Regions from separate parts of the Homo sapiens genome. Here region 2 is linked to region 1. Evidence: read pairs that join two places in POLR2A ChIA-PET (ENCODE). Cell type or tissue: PC-3. All regions are shown on one strand. Each heading gives the region's core, and the rest is flanking DNA. Links, peaks and the distances in the headings are about the cores only. Region 1 overlaps MALAT1 (metastasis associated lung adenocarcinoma transcript 1). Region 2 has its middle 15 kb from the start of POLA2.

What was found. Peaks named below come from ENCODE experiments on the same cell type or tissue, not always from the same donor. Only the 100,000 strongest peaks of a DNase experiment are listed, where the experiment ranks them.
Region 2: POLR2A ChIA-PET joins it to region 1 with 10 read pairs; 3 of 35 experiments call an interaction of 5 or more read pairs at or near these places.

Annotation. Positions count from the first base shown.
Region 1 is chr11:65,506,285-65,509,193 of GRCh38, reverse strand. MALAT1 (metastasis associated lung adenocarcinoma transcript 1) reads right to left here. Exons shown (of 1, transcript NR_002819.5): 1 at 2,678-2,909. It also overlaps TALAM1. Among named protein-coding and RNA genes, the nearest start is that of MALAT1, 8.7 kb to the right of the region's middle. RefSeq lists enhancers at 1,333-1,402, 1,119-1,800, 1,513-1,822, 2,323-2,422. In PC-3, for the core only: no CTCF peak of the experiment used is centred there; DNase peaks (open chromatin) are centred at 1,493 and 1,933; H3K27ac peaks cover 2,293 bases.
Region 2 is chr11:65,245,732-65,248,640 of GRCh38, reverse strand. No RefSeq gene overlaps it. Among named protein-coding and RNA genes, the nearest start is that of POLA2, 15 kb to the left of the region's middle. In PC-3, for the core only: no CTCF peak of the experiment used is centred there; no DNase peak of the experiment used is centred there.

The DNA.
Region 1 (2,909 bases), core at 232-2,731:
GACTCCGTCTCAAAAAAAAAAAAAAAAAAGAAAAGAAAAGAAAAAAGAAAAAAAAAAGAAAAAACTGAGGTCCCTGTGTACAACTGGAGGAGTACATATGGGGAATGCCTAGGGCTTGTTTATATTATTAAGAGCAGTCGGCCGGGCGCGGTGGCTCATCCTTGTAATCCCAGCACTTCGGGAGGCCGAGGCGGGAGGATCACGACGTCAAGAGATCGAGACCATCCTGGCCAACATGGTGAAACCCCGCGTCTACTAAATATACAAAAATTAGCTGGGCGTGGTGGCGCGCCTGTAGTTCCAGCTAGTCGGAAGGTTGAGGCAGGAGAATCGCTTGAACTCAGGAGGCGGAGGTTGCAGTGAGCCGAGATCACACTACTGCACTCCAGCCTGGCGACAGAGGGAGACTCTGTTTCCAAAAAAAAAAAAAAAAGCGCAGTCCCCTTGACTTGGACAGGAGCTTTTGGGGAATTTATGCTCTCCATTTTGTGCTCAGAGGGTGGAAATGACTTCCGGCCTACTTTTCTGCCTCCTCCTGTTGCTGTGATCAGTGTCTGATCTTTACATTTTTCAATCCTGGAGAACTTCCTCAACTCCAGGAACTACGTAGCCCCTGGCGAATGCCCAGCTCCTACTCTTTTTTTTTTTTTTTTTTTTTTTAAGACGGAGTCTCGCTCTGTCGCCCAGGCTGGAGTGCAGTGGCCCGATCTCACCTCACGGCAAGCTCCGCCTCCCAGGTTCACGCCATTCTCCTGCCTCAGCCTCACGAGTAGCTAGGACTACAGGCGCCCTCCACCACGCCCAGCAAATTGTGTGTGTGTGTGTGTGTGTGTGTGTGTGTGTGTGTGTGTGTGTAGTAGAGACGGGGTTTCACCGTGTTAGCCAGGATGGTTTCAATCTCCTGACTTCGTGATCCGCCCGCCTCGGCCTCCCAAAGTGCTGGGATTACAGGCTTGAGCCACCGTGCCCAGCCTTTCTTCTTCTTTTTTTTTTTTTTTTGAGACAGTTTCGCTCTTGTTGCCCAGGCTGGAGTGCAGTGGCGCAATCTCAGCTCACTGCAACCTCCGCCTCCCGGGTCCAAGCGATTCTCCTACCTCAGCCTCTCGAATAGCTGGGGTTACAGACATACGCCACCACGCCCGGCTAATTTTGTATTTTTAGTAGAGATGGGGTTTCTCCATGTTGGTCAGGCTGGTCTCGAACTCCTGACCTCAGGTGATCTGCCCACCTCGGCCTCCCAAAGTCCTGGGATTATAGGCGTGAGCCACTGTGCGTGGCCCCCAATTCCTACTCGTACTCCTTTGCTCTCCAGTAAAGTATTTGTGCTTCCACAGAACCTTCTGCTTTGGAAAAACAGAGACCTTTCTCCATACGAAACTGACTGGGCATCAATTCAGAAGACACTTAAGCAACTTAGGAGAGCACCTAGCTCAGCTTCTTTCATAACCAGCGAGACAGATACCCCATCCCCCATTAGATCACTTCAAGGGAAGAGAAAGCTCCTGTGGCCAAGGCCTATACAGGCTGGGTAGGTTGGGGGTTGGTGTGCTGCTGACCTGCCGGGCCATTGCTTCATCTATCAGAACATTCTAGACATTGAAGAAACAGCAACATAGGGGTTGAAGTGTTGACTGACTAGGATTCAAACCTCAGCTCTGCTGCGTTGTCAAAAGGGGCCCAATCAGAGTCTACCTCTCCATTTGCAAAATGTAATACCATTAAAAAAAAAAAAAAAGGTAGTTCTGCTTCTGAGGCCCCTCCATTAGGCTAAGGGTGTGGCCAGTCACAGGTTCCCCAGGCTGGAAGATTCTTCAGACGTGGGTCCCTCTCTCTGGTAGGTCTGGGTTTACTAGAATGCATCTCAAACTCCAATAAGCAAGGTCTGACTTTTCAGGGAGATCTTAAGGGTAAGGAGGGCCAGGGAGGGTATTTCACCTGAGATCCCAGCCAGTCCTTCCAACAGCCAGATGCTGCTACTAATCCCACAGCACGTTCAAAGGGACAAAAGGGGACCAGTGACAACTGATTAAAGGAAAATGTGATCCTGAGTGACCCAGGACCTTGGGACTCTGAGGGGGAACCAAAGAGCTTAACTGGTTTAAAAACTTAAAAGGATCGGCCAGGCTTGGTGGCTCACACCTGTAATCCCAGCACTTTCAGAGGCCCAGGCGGGTGGATCACACGAGGTCAGGAGTTTGAGACCAGCCTGGCCAATATGGTAAAACCACGTCTCTAACTGAAAATACAAAAATTAGCCAGGCGTGGTGGTGTGCACCTGTAGTCCCAGCTACAGGGAGGGTGAAGCAGGACAACCACTTGGACCCCAGAAGTGGAGGTTGCAGTTTGCAGAGATCATGCCACTACACTCCAGCCTGGGGGACAAAGTGAGACTGTCTCAAAAAAACAAAAAAGAGAGCTTTCCAATGACACACACACCCCGCCCCATTTCTCCCCCAGCCCAGCTCACAGCCAATTACTAAATAGTGGAAAGGAGGCTACTTAAAAAGAAGTTCCCTATTTTCCTGTGGGGGTTACTGGGCTTTTTAGTAGGCCACTCACCCACTACCCTCGCACCAATCCCCCAAAGTCCGTACCCTACTTGAAGATTATGCTGTAATTATGGGTGCTGTGTTTATAGACCACAGATTTAACAGAACAAGCCCACAGAACACCCATCTTTTTTCCCCAATCAAGATTTTTTTATTCACAAAAGAACCACAACAATTTAGAGCTTCTCCATTTTTATTACACAAAATTGTTAAGTTTTCAGCAGTAGGGCTTCTCAAAACACCAGCTGCAGGCTATTACCTGAAAAAGACAAGGCAGTTATATTAGGTTCTCGTGTAAATATGAATATACAATCAAGTCAAGCTCCTGACAAATTATACATCAAGGATGTATATAGTTCA
Region 2 (2,909 bases), core at 155-2,654, 260 kb after region 1:
ACCACACATACCCCACCTCGGCTGACTCCAAGGAAGTCCAGGGCAACGTGATTGTCCATGGCCACTTGTGTTGGTGCATTCCGAACAAACAGTCTGTGAAAAACACACAAAACCATCCAAAAATAACAGGATGAAACAAAAGGAATCAAACCAGCTCAGAAAGTGAATCTTGTACCATTGTGTTAAGTGCAGGCTGTTCCTTCCTGGCGGAGCCAGTAGCTGTTGGGAAGTTTCTTTTATTTATTTATTTATTTATTCATTTATTTATTTATTTATTTAAGACAGAGTCTTGCTCTGTCACCCAGGCTGGAGTGCAGTGGCACAATCTCGGCTCACTGCAACCTCCGCCTCCCGGATTTAAGCGATTCTCCTGCCTAAGCCTCCTGAGTAGCTGGAACTACAGGTGTGTGCCACCATGTCCAGCTAATTTTTGTATTTTTAGTAGAGATGGGGGTTTCACCATGTTGGCTAGGTTGGTCTTGAACTCCTAACCTCAGGTGATCTGCCTGCCTTGGCCTCCCAAAGTGCTGGGATTACAGATGTGAGCCACTGAGCCCAGCTCATTTATTTTTTTGAGATGTAGTCTCGCTCTGTCAGCCAGGCTGGATCACAGCTCACTGCAGCCTTGGCCTTCCTGGGCTCAGGTGATCCTCCCACCTCAGCCTCTCAAGTAGCTGGGACTACAGGTATGTGTCACCATACATGGCTAGTTTTTGTATTTTTAGTAGAGACGGGGTTTCACCTTGTTGCCCGGGCTAGTCTTGAACTCCTGGGCTCAAGCAATCTGCCTGCCTCCGTCTCCCAAAGTGCTGTGATTAGAGGCGTGAGCCACGTCCGGCATGTTGGGAAACTTCTGATTAAGATTCTTCATTGGTCAGTGCTCAAGTTGAGGTGGCAGTGGCAGTCTGGGTTGAACTGGCTGAACATCCTATGGACAGGAGCTGAAAGAGCTCAGTGGTCCCTGTCTCCACCTGACCTCCCAGTTTCCTTCCCTCCAGCTGTGGATCCCGTTCTCCCTCCACAGCCCCAGGGTCCCCATGACAAGTTCCTGCAGCGATGGCTTCACCCTTTTTCTAATCTCCGCCAGGTCTTCCCCATACCATTTGCCCAGACTTGTGCCTAGGAGGCCAGGCAGTTTCTCCTTATACACCTTGTTTCGTTTCTTTTCTTTTTTCTTTTCTTTTCCTTTCTTTTCTTTTTTCTGAGACTGAGTCTCGCTCTTTTCTTTTCTTTTTTCTGAGACTGAGTCTCGCTCTATCGCCCAGGCTGGAGTGCAGTGGCACGATCTCAGTTCACTGCAACCTCTGCCTCCCAGCTATAAGTGGTTCTCAGGCGTCAGCCTCCTGAGTAGCTGGGATTACAGGTGCCTACCACCATGCCCAGCTAATTTTTGTATTTTTAGTAGAGACGGGGTTTCACCATGTTGGCCAGGCTGGTCTTGAGCTCCTGACCTCAGGTGATCTGCCCACCTCGGCTTCCCAAAGTGCTGGGATGACAGGTGTGAGCCACCACGCCCGGCTTCACCTTGTACTATTCTAAAACATCTGCTGCCTGACTGTGGGCCATGCCAGGTCCACATTGGGAGCTGTCACCTCATGTTCATGATCATTATCATTGGTCTCCATAATTGCCCAAATCCAGCAACCAGAGTGGCTGCAAAAGAAGCATGAGGTTAGAACTCCCCGTCCTCAGCACTCACTCTCTTCTTTGCTACTTGAAAGTCCAGTAGCCTGTTTTCCCAGAGTAGGCATGGAAAGAAAGCAGAAGAGGGAGAAGGGTGAGTTATGTGGTTTGGTCTCATCCAGCCAGTCTCGGCCTCCTTGCTCCTCCCCAACCTCGTAATCAAACAATTATTTAAGTTGGTGGGGGGCATTCCTCCGGGGAGACACCTGCATTTAGAGCTAAACTTTAAAGGCAAAAGTCCATCTTTTGAACATACCTGCTGCCTGGCTGCACAGGTCTGACCAGTGTGGTCATGGGTGGGTGACGATGTAACAAGGTGCATTCTGGCTGCTGTTTTCTGGGGCAACACCACAGCCCAGATTAAGCAGAGTTCTCTTTTCCACACACAGTTGTCAGCAACTTCCTTGAGGGCTGCACAGCAGCAATGGCCCAGGACACCTTCGGTCTTTCATTTAGCTGATCTGCCTGTGAACCAGGCCCAGGCAATCACTGGTATCCTGAATCCTCCGGGCACCTTGACCTTGAGCCGTCTCCTTGCAGCCACATAGCCACATGGCCTAATAATACTTGGAAATGTATAGAGATTTCAGTAAGAAGGTTGTCATTCATATATACAGATACATATATATATATATATATATATATATATATATGTGTATATATATATATATATATTTTTTTTTTTTTTTTTTTGAGACAAAGTCTCACTCTGTCACCCAGCCTGGAACCATCGTAGCTCACTGCAGCCTCAACCTCCCTGGGCTCAGGTGATCCTCCCACCTAGGGCTCCCAAGTAGCAGGGACTACAGGCACACACTACCATGCCCAGCTAAATTTTTTTTAGCAGAGATGGAGTCTTCTGATGTTGCCTAGGCTGGTCTCTAACTCCTGGTCTCAAGAGATCCTCCCACCTTGGCCTCCCAAAGTGCTGGGATTACAGGCGTGAGCCACTGTGCCTAAACTTGTTATCACAGATTTTGAAAATAAAATGTACTGACTATTCAGTGTTTCCAGATGGAAAAGAAAAGAAGTCTGGAGGTGATTTGCCAGTTACCATAAAGATTATTATAAAAGGTGCCAGGCATGTGGAATCCTATTTAAACAGCCCAGTCTATATGTCATCATTGGGCACTCATTTTTATTTAATAGTTCCTGGCCAGTGTTTTTGGCTAAGGACAATGGTAGTCAAAGGCTTTATGGTTTGATTCCGTGGCCTGAAACCTGTA